Regions from separate parts of the Mus musculus genome. Here region 1 is linked to region 2. Evidence: chromatin loops called from intact Hi-C (ENCODE). Cell type or tissue: heart. All regions are shown on one strand. Each heading gives the region's core, and the rest is flanking DNA. Links, peaks and the distances in the headings are about the cores only.

Region 1 (8,324 bases), core at 206-8,205, 50 kb after region 2:
ATGAATCTCAGGGGTAAATCTTGTAGAAAACCAAAACTCTATGAGGGGCTCTGAGATACTTGCTGTCCTCCAGTGCAAACTGTACAACCTCAGTTCAGTCCTGGAAACCAACTCCACAAAGTTGATCTGGAGCTTCTACAACATGTGACATGCAAGCATCCACACAGCACACACACACACACACACACACACACACACACATTAAAGCCCATAGGCCAGACACAGAGGCACATGTGTGATGTCCCCCTCACAAGCAGAAGCAGGAGGGTCACGGAGTTGGAAGCAAACCTGTCATCTTCATAGAGAGTTCCAGGCCAGCAAGGGCTATCCAAGCGAGACTTTATCTAAAAAAGAAACCAACCTGAGGGTGAAGAGATGGCTCAGAGGTTAAGAGCTGCTCTGGCAGGGGACCAAAGTTCAGTTCCCAGCACCTAAGTCAAGTGACTCGCAACTGCCGTAACTCCAGCTCCAGGGGAACTATTGCCTCTGACCTCCAAGGGCACCTGCACTCATGTGCACATACCTACATGCAGAACACACACCCCATACATAGTAAAATCTTATCTTGAACAACCATATTAGGCTAAGTATAAAAATTAGAATATGGTCATGAAGAATAGATTCTTTAAATGAAATTCTGTGATCAAAGTGAAAAGGTGAAACTGATAGGGAAGAGGACAGCCCTGTTCCTGGGACATACACCTGGAAACGTTGAGGGGTGACCCTTGAATTGTTCAGGAGAGGGTGGCTGCTGTATCCCTAGTAACACACACACACACACACACACCGATAGTAAAATGAGAGTAAGAGAAAGAGCATGAGAGAGGCATAGTGGTGCACCTCTGTAATCCCAGCACTTGGGAGGTGGAGGCAGGAGAATCAGGAGTTCAAGGCCAGCCTGAGCTCAGTGAGACTTTGTGCCCAAACAACAATAATGAAAAGTAAACAAGACTAGAGAGGTATAGCTATCAAATCACGGACCGTCTGGGTAGAGAAATGAGGCCAGTCCATACTACTTCACATGTGCCGCTTTTGAAATTGTACCCAGCTAGAAATAAAAAGAAGAATGGTTGGTTGGCTCCTGGTGGCCACAGCTGTCTCTCTCCTCTTTTTCCTCCTCCTCTTCCTTCTTCCTCCTACATCACATCCCAGTACATACCTGGTTGTCATTTTCTGTGTCTTTTTTTAAAATGCATCGACCCCTGTGGTGTGGGTTATTTTCACACCACCTTCCTGCCTCTCATCTGTATCAGCATTTCCATTCACTCCATCTGTGGTCAACATTTCCATTCACTCATTCATTCATTTACTTGTTCATTCATTCATTCATTCATTCATTCATTCATCCATCACACACACACATGGGCAAGCTCTCCTCATGACTCAGGACACCCCCCTAGAGAGACACAAAGGTTCACTGACGGCCTTGGTGAGTATGAGTGGCTCTCCCCCAGTGTCCCTGACCTCAGTGGTGAGGTTGCATTTCCCTCTTCGGGTCTCTGGGTCTCTTGGTGGGGTGGACGCTGGTCCCTTGTCATGGGACTTGGACAACTTCTCCCTTTACTCTTGGAGCATGTTCGTGTGTTTCTGAAACCCCAGCCATGGCTACAACCCTAGCAGGGGCAGCAGGGCTGTGAGCCAAGCAGCTCTCTCGAGAAAGGGCCGTCTCCTCTTTCCTTGCTTTCTGACCCCTTCTGTTTCCCCCGGGGCCTGGCCATGGGCCTATCATCCTTGTCTTGTAGAGGTGACATCACCAGAACTCCCCAACAAGCACACACACACCCCAGAGAAGCAGGGACTCCTCTGCATCTCACCATCTCTCCTCTCCAACATCAAAGGCCCGGGCGGCCCTCAGTGTGTCCCTCCTCCCGGGCCCCAGGGGTAATCAGAGCCTGGAATGTGTACATTGGACCTACAAATAAATAAATAAATACTGAAAGCACGCGGAGCCTGCCTCCCGCCCCTTGCTGCCACCTAGCACCCTGGGCTGGGACCTAGGCACAGGGCCAGCTCCTGACAAGGTCGAGGGGACCGCCTGGAGCTGGAGGTGTGTGTGAAGAGTTTCGCGTGGGCTGAGGTCTGGCTTATCCTAGGCAGCATCAAAAACCCTGTGATGGGGGTGCATAGAGGAGCCCTGGGCGTGTGTATGGGGGGGGTGTCCTTCATCAGACGCCTCATCTCGCAGGCTAAGTTACCCCTTGTTCTGTACCTACCAGTCCAAAGTCAGCCCACCTGCCTCAGCAGTGGCATATTGAAGGGCCCCACGTTGGGAAAGATGGTGGACGAGGGATGGGGATTCCAGGAGGATCCCAGGTGATTCTCTTAAAGGATGGCAGTAAGTGAAGAGAGAGAGGAGAGGGAGGAGTGTGAAGAAGAAGGAGCAAAAGAAGAGGGAGAGGAAGGGGGGAAGAGGAGGAGGAGAAGGAGGACGGAGAGAAGCGAATCTCATGAAGAGCAAGAAAGAGCCCCAGGGAAGTGGCTTTCATTTCAAGTTCCAGCTTACCTGCTGTGTGACTTTGGGGCAATCACTAGGATCTCTGGTCCTTAAGCTCACTGAAGTGTCTCTTTTGATTTGCCTTTCTGAGGGGAGTAGAAAGGAATAGAGAAGAGATGCCCTTTGGAGGCCTGGGAGGGGCTGTGTTCCCACAAGCTCTCCCTCACCGAGGAACAGGGAACAACTTTTGGTATGGGCAATTCTCGATGTAGAAGCCAGGGCCTCACACAGGCTAGGCAAAGACTCTTCTAGTGAAGATGTGCCCCTTGACTTGGCATCTTGTGGGCGTCCCCCATGTGTCTTTGATCTCCTCACAGGGCCTGACACAGAGTAAGCACTAAGAACATGCCACGCACTAAGAACCACTCTTGAAATGGGAACCAAGCAATGAAGTAGACTGGACCTCTTAGTCCTTTCTGTTTCATGTATCTCACTCCATACAAAAGTATACCTACACTGGATACTGTTGCTGAGGCTCTGCCCATCTCCATCACTGGGTCTGGAGCACAGCACACACCTCAGAGAGGCAGCATGTAGCCCATCCCTTCTCCTCACTGGCTGCCACAGCCTAAGGAGCACATTCCTCATGGAGTCAGGAGCCTCACGTAAATGCCTAAACCTTCCATGTGTTACTGCCCCATTTTCCCAGATCCAGAAACTGAGGCACAGGAAGTAACTTAACAATCTACATTGAGGCCAATAGGGCTTGCTCAATATACCTTACTCTCCAAGTCCTCAGGGCTTCAAAGCCTGGGACTTCTCCAGGTTTCACTCCCTAGAAGTTTTGACTGTCTCAGGGCCTTTGTGTCCTCAGTTCTCACGGCTCCGAGTGGATGCCCGCCATTCTGCAGAGGGCACTGAGCGAGCGGCCCCAGGTGACGTAGAAGCCAAATGACGGGCACACAGAAGCCCAGAGAGAAAGCTCTATAGGCTCTGACGCCATACTTTGACCTGAGAGCTGGCATAGAGCAGTTGGGCAAAAAGTTGAGAGAGCACAGGGAAGCTCAGAGATCACCATGCAGGGGTACCCTTCTGGGAGGGATCCCCAGAGAAGTGGGGTACTGATCAGACTTTCTGCCCTGGGTGGAACTCACATAAGCATGAGTTCGGCCAGCATCCACAGAGTAGTTCTCCGTACCATGTGCCCAGCACCAAGAAAGGACGAAAGACCTTGTTTAACCTTAACAGGAGTTCAAACAAAGAATCTATGATAACTGGCCCCACTTCACAGATAAGGGGGTTAAGTCGCCTGCCCTGAGACCACCCGGCTAGTGAGTGTCCACTGCTCTGAGCAGAGCAGGGTAGGATATTTTCAGATGATGGATAGACTGATGGATGGATGGATCCCCAAACATAACTCTTGCCATATTCCTAGGTCTGGGAAGCAAGAGCAGAGAGTTAGGCTTTTCAGATTCCCAAAGGAAGGGCACCGGCCTATCTTCCTTACCCACCTTACTTATAATAAAACTGAAAGTCATAACCACGGTCTACAAGGCCCTGTGACACTGAGTTCAGACTCCTCTACGCCCACTCTTCTCTCATTCCACTCACGTCCCTGTGGACTCCTTGACATCCCTTAACCCAGCAAACCCTCCCCACCTCCGCCACCCCAGGGTCTTTGCACTTTCCACTGCCTGAGTGACCTCCCCCCAGCTCTCCACCTGCCTCTCTGCTTCTGTGACCTTCCAGGAAGGTGGACTGAGCTCCTTATCAAATACAAAACTCAGTCACTTCCTGCCCCTTCACCCACCTTAATTTTGTGCCTCGGTTGTCATAACCAACTTGTACCCTGTCTGTTGGTTTTATTGGTGGTAGCTTGGTGTGGTTATTTTTGCTTATTTCTTTTTCCTTCAAGATAGGGTTTCTCTGTGTAGCCCTGGCTGGCCTGGAACTTGATTTGTAGACCAGGCTGGCCTCAAACTCGCAGAGACCCACCTGCCTCTGCCTCCTGAGTGCTGGGACTAAAGGCTCGTCCCATCATGTCTGGCTCATATCTATTGGTTTTGATTTGCCTCCTCTACTCAAGAGCACAGACTCGGCAAAGGCAAGGAGAGCTTGATTTTGATGACCTAGCACTATGTCTTCCATACTTACAGCAGATCCTCTACAGAGTCCCTTATCAGTATGTACTTCCTGGATGGATGGATGGATGGATGGATGGATGGATGGATAGATGGATGGATGGATGGATGGATGGATGGTAGTTCTGCCTGGTCCTGAAAAGGGCAGGGTCTGCTTAGACACCCTCCATTGAGTTTATATTTTAAAGACTATTTATCCTATTTTTAACTCTGGGGGAGACAGAGAGAGTGGTTATTTGCACATGCGTGTGGGTGTCCACAGAGGTGGAGCACCAGACAGCTGTGGACTGTCCAACATGGCTCCTGGGAATCAAACTCTGGTCTCTGAAGAGCAGCAATCAGAAAGTGCTTTTTAACTACTGGGCCAGTAGTTATGCATGCCCCTCCCCAGTTGGGCTTAGCTGTGAATCAAATCCACAAGACAAAATGTCCCTTCTTCAAGACACCTTCGTCAACAAAAACCCAGGTCCTTCCAACTGACCAATTGCCTTAAGGAGTAGGGACAGCTGTGCCTTCCTCCTGAACACTCCATCTCCTTTCACAACCATCTTCCCAGAGGAGAGGAGGGGGCAGCGGAGCCCAATGGGTGCTGCCCTGGCCAGCTTGCAGCCGCCTTGTCAAGGTGGTACCCAGCCAGGAGGCAGGAGGCGGTGCCCTGGCTTATGGCATGAATGGGGCAGGAGGAGGATGAAAGGCAGCCAGTGCTCCCAGCCTAACGAACAAAGGGACCCAGCAGGTGTGAGGGGCCTGGGGGCCACGAGGGCAGAAACTGGATCTGAATCAGGAGATCAGTGTCACCTGCAGCAGGGCTAGCTTCCATTAGCCTTCTTTGGTTGTCACTCGCTCTGGGGACAAAGCTCAGGCAGGAGGTGGGAGCAGGGTCGGGAATCTTTTCTATTTCTATCTGCATCCCAGTTTCCCCTTCCAAGAAGCAACCACACAGCCGGGTTCTCATCAAGGTCAGAGCCTGGGAAGAACGTGGAAAAGATGGCCTGACGTTGCACTTTTACCCAGGAGGCTCATGAGACCTCCAGGGTACAGTGGCTTACTGAGTCACCTGATTAACCGCTGGCTGAGCCTACACCTGGCTCCAGGAGTTTTTGCTCTGGCCTCAGCTGGTAGGAAGTGATCTTTTTGTTACTTTGTTAGAGTCCTGGGTCTGGATAAATTACCCAGGCAGGCCTTGAACTCATAAGCTCAATGCCTCCTCCTGCTTCGGTCTCCCCAGTACTGGGGAGGGAGGAGGTTACAGGTGCAGGCACCATGCATAGTGGAAACTGATCTTTTCTTTAATCTGTCCTATCTCCTAGCAGGCTATCCATGAGATGGTGACCAAGAAAGCTAGGGCGGAACTGAGTCTGGACAGTGCATAAAGAGAATTGTTCATGGTTGTCTCAGGGCAGAATGCTCCCCTAGACAGGGTCCCCTAGACAGGGTCCCCTACACACGGTGCTCCCCAGGCAGGACACTGCCCAGCCAGGATCTCCCCATACATTATGCTTTCAAGGCAAGGTGCTCCTCCTAAGACAGAGTGCTCCCAGAGTAAGGTGATCACCAGCAGGGCCGGGTCTCCCAGGACAGAGTACTCCTGGGTCAGGGGTGTCACACAGGCAAAAGGAACAGGCAAGGCTGAGCCTACCCAAGGGGAGGCCAAGCTCCTAGGAGTGCTGGCATGTGGAGGGGACACCTTGCTCCCACACAACTGCCCAGGGCCACCCTGAGCCCCACCCTTGCGGCAGCTGCTTTGCCCCAAGGTGTAGAGGAACCACTGGAGGAAGCCTGGAGACGTAGGTGAAAGGGAGGGGGCTGGCCAGGTAGGAGGGGAGGGCAGGGAAAGAAGGAGAGGAGGAGGAGGAGGAGGACAAAGCAGGCCTGTGTGGTACCTGGGACATTCCCAGTCTCTGCCTTGTCCCCTCCCTGATCCTTCTGTGAAAGGGGAGGGAACAATACCCCCATTGAGGCCCATTTCCCTAGGGATAACATCTCTGTGTCCACTGGGACAGAAGCCAAGCAGGTGAGCCTGGTGGGGGGCTGAAAGCCTGCTCTCCAAGCAGTGGGGGCAAGACCTCAGAGAGGAGGCTAGGGGTCTCCAGGAGGGAGACTGGAGGAAGAGAGCCAAACTCCTTGTTTTGAGGTCAGAGCAGGGGGCATGGAGAAAGAGAGCTGTGGTGTGGGGGAAGGGGTGTCACACTCCACAGTGGGGACTGCAATCAGGTTCTGATGGAGCCCTTCTCTGTTCTGAGAAGGAAAACAAGCATGTCAGAGCCCCAGCTGCTGACCTACCAATGTCAGGAGGTGGGCCTGTCCTCTCCCTATATGACAGACATTCAGAAGGAAGACAACTGTGGCTGACTTTTGTTCAAGTTGTCCAAGGGTCTGGGGATCATAACTCAGTTGGTAGGATGCTCACCCAGCATACAAGCCAGAAGTTGGTCTCCAGCACCACATAAAGTGGATATGGCTATAAATACCTCTAACACAAGTACTCAGAAAGTGGAGACAGAGGGGACAGAAGTTGAAGGTCAACCTTGGCTATAGAGGGAGTTCAAGACTGGCCTGGCCTAGAAGCCATCTCAAAGTAGATAAAATAAAATACTGTTATGTCTGGAACAACAAGAGTTCAGGGCCTCTTTGAGACCCATCCAAAGACTCCAACACAGTGGGAAGCTTCACTGGATATTATTTTACTTGCCTGTTGGCTGTTCCATTTGAGACAGTGTCTATGTGGTTCTGGCTGGCCTCGAACTCACAGACATGGGCCAGCCTCTGCCTCCCAAGTGCTGGGATTGCAGACACTTGAGAAGCTGATACAGTGGATCTATCCCTGAACTGGGCTGGACACCTATTTAATTGGATGATCCTGGACTGGACTCAGCTTGATATATAATGCAGACTGTCCTATAGTCACCATCCTCCTGCCTCAGCCTCCTGGGTGCTGGAATTACAGGAATTCACCACCACTCCTGCCAATTTCGAAACCTTGAGGTCATACCAACACTGAAAATAGTCTAGTGATGTGAAGGAAAACTCATTCAACTTCAGCCTCAAAAGGCTGGTGGGGCAATGGGAAGGGTCACTGGGCTCAAGGGTGACAGGAACATTTTGTCACAGTGGCTTGAGCTCACAGATGGAGGTCAGGGTCGCGAGGCATTGAGATGACTTCGGAGGATTGGTGAGACTTTAGCCAACAGTGACAAGATGGACGTCCTCCAAGCTGAAGGGTGGGGTCGGCTCACCATTGACTCAATCAACTGCTGGCTTCCGTTTATTGAACAACTACTATGTTCCAGCGACTGGGTGCTGTAGACGCAAATAAGTCATGCCCCAGTCATCAACGCAGCCACCGTTCACTCTGCCAGCAGCAGCAGGAGCAACCACAGTCTCCATCAATAATGAGACAGTTTGTGTGACCAAGGATGTCACAGTTGGGCTTAAGCCAGATGGGTGACAAGGATGGATAGAGGAACTAAGATTATCAGGTATTAACATGGTGGCTCAGGGCCCACAAGCGGAGGTCAATGAAAGACAGCTGAAGAACAGGGGTGTTTTCCTGTGGGCCATGGGGAGGCATGGAGAGCTTTTGAGCAAGGGAAGAAGTCTACATTTACAACAAGGTAGCTGGGTGGTGGCACTAGGAGATGGTCCCCGCTTGTCCCTTGGGCCCATTTTGTGACAGAATAACTCCAGCCAGCTAGGGAAGGGTTCCAGAGGTCCTGCTCGAAAATGGATGTAAATGGACGAGTGGCTAG
Region 2 (8,324 bases), core at 60-8,059:
GGGTAAGGGAAGGGGTGCCGCAGGCTCAGCTGGTCCCTGGCTGAAAGAGCAATTACGGCTTCTGCTACTTAACTTTACAACCCAGGCTGTTGTTTTAACGATGCGACTCGTGTTGGGCTGTCCAATTAATCTGCCTTTGGAGGCTTTCCGAGATGGGGCGGTAGATCTTATCTTGCTCTGTGGAAAGAGGAGTGTGTAGCCTGCATGGCAGGGAACAGCACCCCGAGGCCCTTGGCCTCAAAGAAGACCTAGAGGAGACATCTGGGGCCAGCCACCCCTAGAGCAGTGGAGCCAGGGTCCAAGGGCGGTGGGGCAGGGGGAGGGGGGAGGTTGAAAGGGAGAAAGGGGATGGGAGGGTCTCCACAGTGGGTAGGTTCACTCCACACTGCCCTATGACCTGCCATTTGCTGCCCACGGGGCCATCTTCTGTGAGTCTCTCGGGGACTGGGTGTGACCACTGACCCAGTAGTGGGACAAAGAAGGAATGTGTACAGACATCCCTAGGTGAGATCCTTCCACTGAATGCAGTACCCCTCTGTCCTCCCTATGACCCCAAACTAAGCTTCTTTTCTGGCTCGGGGTTGGCTGGAAGTGCCCTACTGGGCTTTTCAACCAAAGACTTGGTGCCCTCAGTTTAATGTGATTGGGAACAGGTTCAGGCAGTGAGAGCAAGCTAGCCTTTGAAGCCTTTTGCCTGGAACTGGAGGCCCCTCCCCAGCCCCTGGGGCCACTCTGGGCTGAATTCCCTGAACCCTGAATGCTGACCCTGTCCTCCCCCACCCCCATGCTGTATGTGTGGTGTGAGCTGCGGTCCAGGATGAATCCTGATGCTGCAGTCCTGATGCTCTGGAAGCTGACCACCCTCCTCCCCCAGCCCACACTGGACTTACAGCCTCTGGACAGTGCCCAAACGGCCTCTGTCCTGCTTTTCCTTTGCTTCTTGCCACACTGCCTCCAGTCCTCTGTTCGGCCACATGTTAGCCTAAAGCACCTGTCCTGGCCATGTTGCTAGGAGCTACCCAGCAGGAGATCCAAAGATGCCTATTAGATGGAGAGTTCCAGTTCCTTCTAGTATTCTCCTCCCCCTTACCCCTTTCTGTAGGCTAAAGCCATTCCACCTCCAGCAGGTCACTTCTTCCAGAAGGACTGCCCTAGCTCAGTCTTCTCCTGGTAGAATACCGTGGCTGTGAAGTGCCCCGGCTCCCTCTACAACTGGCCCCCAGAGGGGTCTGCTGAGGAAGACCATTCTGAATGAGCCATTCCGTGTAGGAGCATCTTCCCATTTCAGATGAAGCCACAGGCTGTTACAATGTTCCTGAGCCAGAACCCCAGAGCTAGCTGGCAGCAGAGGCATACCGAGAATCTAATGTTGGGCTGGAGAGATGGCTCAGTGGTTAAGAACACTGGCTGCTCTTCCAGAGGATCCAGGTTCGATTTCCAGCACCCACATGGCAGCTCACTACTGTCTGTAACTCCAGTTTCAGGGGGGTCCCAATATTCTCATACAGACATCCATGCAGGCAAAACATCAATGCATATAAAATGAAATAAATAAATCATTAATTTAAAAAGTGGTGTCTATGACTTCTGGTGAAGGGGAGGATATATCAGATGAGGAAGAAAAGATGAGCGGAGCAGCTAGCTCCAGAAGGGATAAATACAGGAGACGAACATGGCTAGCTAATATACTCAGGACTCTGATTCTTTTTTAATACATATATACATTTTAATAGCTTGTGATTTGAGAGCAGTTTCTTTGATCGAGGCAACAGCGAGGAGCTATGCCTGCACTGATCCTGGTAATCTGTTTGTCCCATTTCTCCTTCTGGGCTTCCAACAATGTGTGCAGGTGAACTTGTTAGGTGTTAAGGATGGAGAGTCGTGGGCCTAGGCTCTTAATACATACTGTTGAATTATATGGACGATTAAGCCCATGGCTATCAATTCAAAATGGGTAGATATGGCGCTAGAGAGCCGTTTAAAGCGGAGAAGCACAAGCTGCCCACAGGTCCACAAGTTTTGCTTTGGAGCTGGGGCCTTTTACATGTTAAACACTCACTCTACCACTGGGCCACCACCAGTAATTAGTAAATGAAAGTCGGAGACTCTATGGTGGCCAACAACACAGACCCTGTGTCCACTTCTGGTTTTGTTCCTGGAAGGGCTGTCTGGGCCCCCATGGTGCAGGCCAGGAATAATATTTGTTTTCTTCCTGGTTTGGATCCTAGGGCTGTGCTTGGGGCTGCAGTCATTTGAAGGAGAGGGAGTGGCAAGATTGTGGCCGTCCAAAGCCCCTGATCTAACTCTCTGCTTTGGAGAGCCAGGCTTCCACACCATTCTTTCCCTTTTTCTCCTTCGGTGTCTTGTCTTCTGAGAAAATCCATCTGGAGCTGGTTTCCTCTCCTCCCAGAAGGGGAGCAGGTGCTCGGGTCCTGGGCTTGACAGGAGGGCTGAAGTCTGACCAGCCTCCCTCCAGACTCACATCATCTGAGGCAGTGCCAGCACATCTGGGGAGCGATGCTGATACCAGGCACCAAAGTGGCTGTTGTCATAGCCACTGGAAGGCAGGGTGTCTGCCTTGGGTAGACCCCAGATGAATGGTAGGGCTGGAGAGTGGGGAGACAGGGAGGGGGGTCTCCCAGAGAAGTCCTCTTCCGGCTCCCCAGAGCTCTGTTTCAGGAGCTTCTTATATTTGGAGCGTTTGTTCTGAAACCAGATCTTTACCTTTGAGAGGAAAAGAGGACGGATTAGGAGTGTCTATGAAAGGTGTGGGAAGGGACCTGGCCACAGAGAGTGAGTCCTGGGAACCTTTGCTCCAGCTCTTCAGTTCTGGAATCCCCCAGTCTCAGCTTCCTGTCTGGGCACACTCCTCTTCTTGAGTCTCATTCTCCTCTAACATGTACCCCCCAACTCATGCTGTGGACCAGCTATGGGCACTGCTTATCCAAGAGCCGTGTCAGCAAAATTGTGGGACTCCTTTGTGGGTTCTCAGAGGGCAGAGAATGGGAAGTTTTGCCTTGAGCAGGGACAGGACTGGCCCTACCTGGGTTTGGGTGAGTCCGAGTTGTGCTGCCAGCTGAGCTCTCTCGGGCAGGGCCAGGTATTGGGTGTGCTGGAAACGCTGGTTCAGGTGTTGGAGCTGCAGGCTAGAGTAGATGGTTCTGGGCTTGCGCAGCTTCCTGGTCAGGGACTGCTGCTGGGAGGGCACCAGAGACAGTGCCAGCTTCTCTGATTCTGGGAGGCAGAAGAACACTAAGCTGTAAGCATGCAAAGGGACCAGGTGAGTCGGGCATTTCTTAATAAGCTCATCGCATCCCACACCATGGGCAATCAGCAAAAACAACAGCAGCCTTCACTATCAACCTGAGTCTCGGTGTGTGTGTGCAGTGGAACAAGCCTTGCCTATCCCTGCCATTTCAACACCAGCAACAGTCAATACAAGCTTCAGCTCTTGAGTTCTTGTCCTGCTGAAGCTACCACTATAGGACCTAAGAACACAAATCGCCAAGGGCCAGGGTAAGGGTGCCCAGGCTCCTGCAGGGTGGCAGGGTGCTGGTATGTTGGTTGGTGGACCTGCTTAGAATAGAACAGGGCAAAAGACTCGTGGAGAGCTGAGCTAAGGTCTGGAGATGAGCAGAGCAGTGTATCAAAGACTCAAGAAACCTAAGAGTAATACTCAAAGTTTCAGGGATCTAGAAACAAGATGTATTTCCTGCGGGCCCCAGCGCGGTTGCTTCAGAAGGAAAGTGATTCAGGTCCGGAAAGCTTAATGTTCCGCCAGCAATACGGGTTGTTATATTGTCATCGCTGGGCTGTAGGCTGTAGCAAAAGGTCTGGTGTCCCCCACAGGCCCCCAACTCCCACTATTATAGGAAGCGGCTTCAGGTTGGCGTCAAGATTGAGGGCATGGGTTTCCATTCTTGAAACCGGGGCCCCGACCTGGACCACTTTATGGGATACTGAGACTGTGCAAGGGGATGAGAAATGGGAAGAGGCAAAATGCCTGCCCGGGATGACAAAATGTTGGGGTGACAGCTGCCTCTTTCCGTGCAGGTCTACTATGAGGACCCCAGAATAGAGCGGGTGAGATGTCCCTGCCTGTATCCTGGCAGCAGTAGCAGCTTCTGTCCTTCAGCTCCCCATCCATTCTTAGCTGGGTTCACCCAACAGATGTTAGGGTCTCTGCTCGTGGGCCGCAGTCACCACTGCCTTCACCTCCCCCACATCCCTCACCGGTGGCCTTGGGGGCTGTGGTCCTCAAATCCTGTCCCCTGGATTCCAACCTCAGCCAATTCCCAGAAAAACCATTGGGTTTCCGCTCCCGCTCCCGCTCCCGCCCGCGCTCCCGCCCGCGCCTGTCTTGTCTCTCCTACTCCGACTTCTACTGCTCACCCGGGGCCGGCAGCCAAGCGACAACCCATGCCTTCTTGGCTGCCTGGACCGCGCAGTTCGGGTAATAGCGAGCAGAGCGCGAAGGAAGACAGCCTGGACTGCTGAACTCGCAGAGCAGATCACCTTCCAGGTGCCTTCCGGAACAGCTGCCTTTTTCCACACTAGTTTTGGCAAGTCACAACTGGATCTACCCCGGTCGGTCGCGATAACGGGTCCCCAGGGCCTCCGTGGAGGCGCGGCAGCCACACCCGCAGCCCCAAAGGGGTGTTGCTGAGGCTCTTTCTGAGCCAAATGCCTCCCTGGGACGGAGGTGCACCCGTAGTATGGGCGTAGGACACCCCAAGCCCTCTCTCGTACTCCAATCATTCATTCAAGAATGGGCGGCGGCCCGCATAATTTCAATAGCGAAATGCTACGGTATATTTTTTTTTTAAAGAATCTGTTTGTGAACATGGAGTCTCTGTTTTGTTTTATTTTATTTTATTTTTTCGTTGTATCCGGGTAAAGTACGTAATAGAAAGAATTCTTCAGTCCATTGTTCTTGGACCAAGCTAGGGAAGGCATATGGAAGACAGGTCCACCTTATTGCCAGACAGGTCTCCCAATAAGGACAGGTTCTTCCTCTCCAGTCCCAAAATGCACACTGTCTGTCCTCATGTGCACACACAGGACGGATAGCAGGTTGCCCGACTTGTCCTCAAACTCAGGACCCCCCTTGCCTTTACTTCCCCAGTGTATATTAGTATATCTAAAAAGAAGAGTCCAAGCGGTTCCTTTGTAGATCTGTATGCAAAACTCTGCCACTCAGACGGACTGTCCCTCCTCCAAGGAGACCCAGCAACCTAGCAGGCCCACCCCCACTCTGCTCCAGAAAGCTGTTAACTTTCTGGGGTCCTGAGAAGTTCCTAAAGTCCCCTTTCCTGGCTCCGTCCATTGAGGAAAGTGAACTTGCCCTGGTCCAGGAGCCTGGAAAAAAAAGTTGTGTCCTGGATCTATCTATATGCATTCCTTCTATCTCAGTTTCTCCAACCATAGAACAAGGAATGTGAGCCTCTATTCTAATGTGGTTTTGGTTGGGGGTGTATGTGTCATGAATTTATGCCAGAATGACCAGGGAAAAGGAGAGAAACATCTTGGTTTGGGGCTGATTATGTGAAGTCACATCACAGACTTGCGCATCTTCGAGGACTATGCCAAGAACAATTGGACCATTTTGATGTTCAAGGAGTCAGTGGGTCTATGGAGAGCATCCTCGTACTGCCAGCCAGGGTCTGTCAGTTGGGCTGTGCATAGGTCGGAGCTAGGAAGGCCAGCTGCTCCCCTGTCTTCACCGAAGCCTTCCAGTGGAGCTCAGATTTGCTGCAGGCAACCGAAGCTGGGTCTAATGTATCCCAAAGTTAAAGGTGGAGATGGTAAAGATGTCTTAGGCACAAGGCAGAGGAGGCCAGGGAAAGAGCTGGAGACTGGTAGACCAGCCTGTAAGTTTATTATTTGAGCAACAGTTGGTGGGGGTCTTATACCCAGATCCTGCAGGGTATAGGCACCTCCAGGAAAAGGGGGTGGGGCCCAGGAAAGGAGAAGGAACCCAGCCTAGTTGTCTACCTATCTCCAACTGGAAACTGATTTCTGTTTAGTAGTGTTTGATTTATATACTGGTTTCTGAGACCAGAACTCAAAAGGGATGATGTCGGAACGGAGTGAAGGATGAGGAGAATCACAGGGAAGGGGTTAGATCTCCACCTCTCCATCTGGATTAGGGCAAATTTCCGTTACACAGGTACTCACACAGCTCCACTGCTCCAGGGGGTGGGGTAGGGAGCCCTCCCGCCTGGCTTTTCAAAACTGCAAATCGAAACCAGGTCGAATTTAAAAAGGAGACCTAGATCAACTTGCCTCCGCTCCTCCCCCATCCTTCGCCCTCCCCCTACCGCAGATTCCTGGGTATCGGAGAGAGAAGCGTTTGAATCCCTCTAGTTGCGCGCAAGCAGAAGAACGCGAAATTTATGCAAAGACAACCCAGACCCCAGAGGTGAGGAGAGCCGCCGCGGTCACACTTACCTGCTTCGAGCTCCTGCGGGTGTTCAGCCGGCCTGTGAAAGGGCTGAGATGGCGCCACCAATTGTTGCTGGCGGGGCAGGTAGGAGTCTCCTGGGGTTGCCGGCCCAGGGTGGGAATAGGACCGGGGGTGGCCGTAGGACTGGGAGTAGGACAAATCGGGAGAAGCTGCGGTTCCCGGGGATAGTCCGAGCGGGTAAGCAGCCACTACCGACAGGGCGGGGGCGAGGTCCGGGAAGACAACGTTGGAGGCACCACGGTCAGGAAGGGGACAGGGTAAAGAGGTCATTGCGGCCGGTGCCGGGCCACAGGGCCTAGGTCATGGCCCGCACGCTGTCTACTCTTTCTGCCAGCTCCTTTCAAAGTCTCCAGCTCCAGCAAGCCACTCTTACACTTCAGATGCCTGGAAAAATGTCTCTCTGAGCCTCTTCCGGCAGAGAACTCGCACCCGGGAAAGGGTTTTTTGGGGTACCCCGTGGTTTTACCCTTCCCCATCTTTTCCTCTGGGTTCGGTTCCCGGGACCCCAGGGGTCCCCCGCCCACTTAGACACCCCGGATTGGCTATTCCTTGGTGACCTCAAGCTGAGCCCGCCCCCCACCCCTCGTGTTAGCGTGCACCGGGAAACGGGAGGGATGCGAGCTCCGGACCCCACATCCCTGCATCAACTCCGAGTTCCTGGGGAATCGGTAGAGTCAGGAAGTCTCAGTAACGATGTTCAAGGTGCTAGGAAATTGGGCCTGGGATGGCTAGGGGACGAGGGAAGCTGCGCGGTAACTAGAGACGCTTTGGAGACTCAGAACCTGTGTGCGCGTCGCGCGGGTCTGCATGGCCCCACGCTGCCAGGGCTCTGCGAGGGAGTGGAAAAAGCAGCTAGCCAGCGCCGGCCGCTTATTCAGCGCGTCGGAATGCGTAGCTGCAGAGCGATGGCAGTTTGTTGGTAAACAGACGCTGGGGCCTGGAGGGTGCCGCCTGGCGCCCAGCCTGCCCCGCACGCGCGTGGCGCGCACGCCCCCGCCGAGCGCCCAGAGCCTGGCACGCCGCGACCGCCGCCACTGCGCCTCACCACCCCCAATGCAAGCTTCCGCTTCCGGCAGGGGCCCCGGTTTAGTTGCGACACCACAGCTCCTGCAGGCCCTTGAGGCTGCTGGAGGGAATCTGCTGTCTGGGATTCGCCTGTACCGAGCCCCGCCTTTTCTGGCACTCTGCAAAATGTAGCCTCCCAGGAACTGGGGCAAAATCTGGGAGTGGGGATGAATCTAGTTTGATGGCTCCTGGGAGGGCACAGAAAATATGGCTAACTCCATTGTACTTCCAGACTGTGTTCGGGACCTGTCTCTTAGCAGGACAGGAGGCCTTAATGAACACCATGTATGCAAGCATCTGTTGCCACGTGCACAAAAATACATAGAGTCTTCATCCAACATATATTGTTACATACCAATATCCCTCTACGAAAAGAGGCTCATTTATGGACCGGCAAACACAGACTTTAAGGTGTGGTGTATATACAGCTGCATCCCCAACCATGGGCAACTCTTTGAATAAAAGCACAGGATTGAGGTGGATGAGATGGCTCAGCAGACAAGAGATGAAGAGCAATTAGGTTGCCACCAAGCCTGACCATCTGAGTTGGAGTCCCCAGGACCATATAATGGAAGAAAAAACAAACTCCCAAGAGCTAGTCTCTTGAGCTCCATATGTGGGCTCTGTTATGCATGGATCTTCACACATACGCATAACCCAAACATAAATAAATGTAATATTTTTATTTAAAACACATTGTGCTTACCTGGCACATATGCTTGTATATTACAAGTCAAATCACTAATTTTCCTTCTCAGAAATAAGGCTGTCCAAACGTGAACATATATGCTCA

The links. A loop is a pair of places that touch in the nucleus more often than their neighbours do. Peaks named below come from ENCODE experiments on the same cell type or tissue, not always from the same donor. Only the 100,000 strongest peaks of a DNase experiment are listed, where the experiment ranks them.
Region 1: it touches region 2 in a loop (1.9-fold over the local background); 2 of 42 quality-filtered maps call a loop at or near these places.

What each region holds. Positions count from the first base shown.
Region 1 is chr11:95,188,115-95,196,438 of GRCm38, forward strand. The region is part of intron 1 of Gm11515 (a long non-coding RNA gene); the gene reads right to left. Among named protein-coding and RNA genes, the nearest start is that of Dlx4, 46 kb to the left of the region's middle. In heart, for the core only: no CTCF peak of the experiment used is centred there; no DNase peak of the experiment used is centred there; H3K27ac peaks cover 565 bases; H3K27me3 peaks cover 4,075 bases.
Region 2 is chr11:95,138,746-95,147,069 of GRCm38, forward strand. Dlx4 (distal-less homeobox 4) reads right to left here and starts at 7,056. Exons shown (of 3, transcript NM_007867.4): 1 at 6,451-7,056; 2 at 3,044-3,234; 3 at 1,702-2,724. The coding sequence starts at 6,736. The coding sequence ends at 2,479. Gm38659 (a long non-coding RNA gene) reads right to left here and starts at 1,052. Exons shown (of 5, transcript XR_880160.2): 1 at 891-1,052; 2 at 1-177. It overlaps Dlx4os (distal-less homeobox 4, opposite strand), which reads left to right and starts at 6,308. Exons shown (of 3, transcript NR_040279.1): 1 at 6,308-6,529. In heart, for the core only: no CTCF peak of the experiment used is centred there; DNase peaks (open chromatin) are centred at 4,476 and 7,556; H3K4me3 peaks cover 2,309 bases; H3K27ac peaks cover 1,115 bases; H3K27me3 peaks cover 7,920 bases.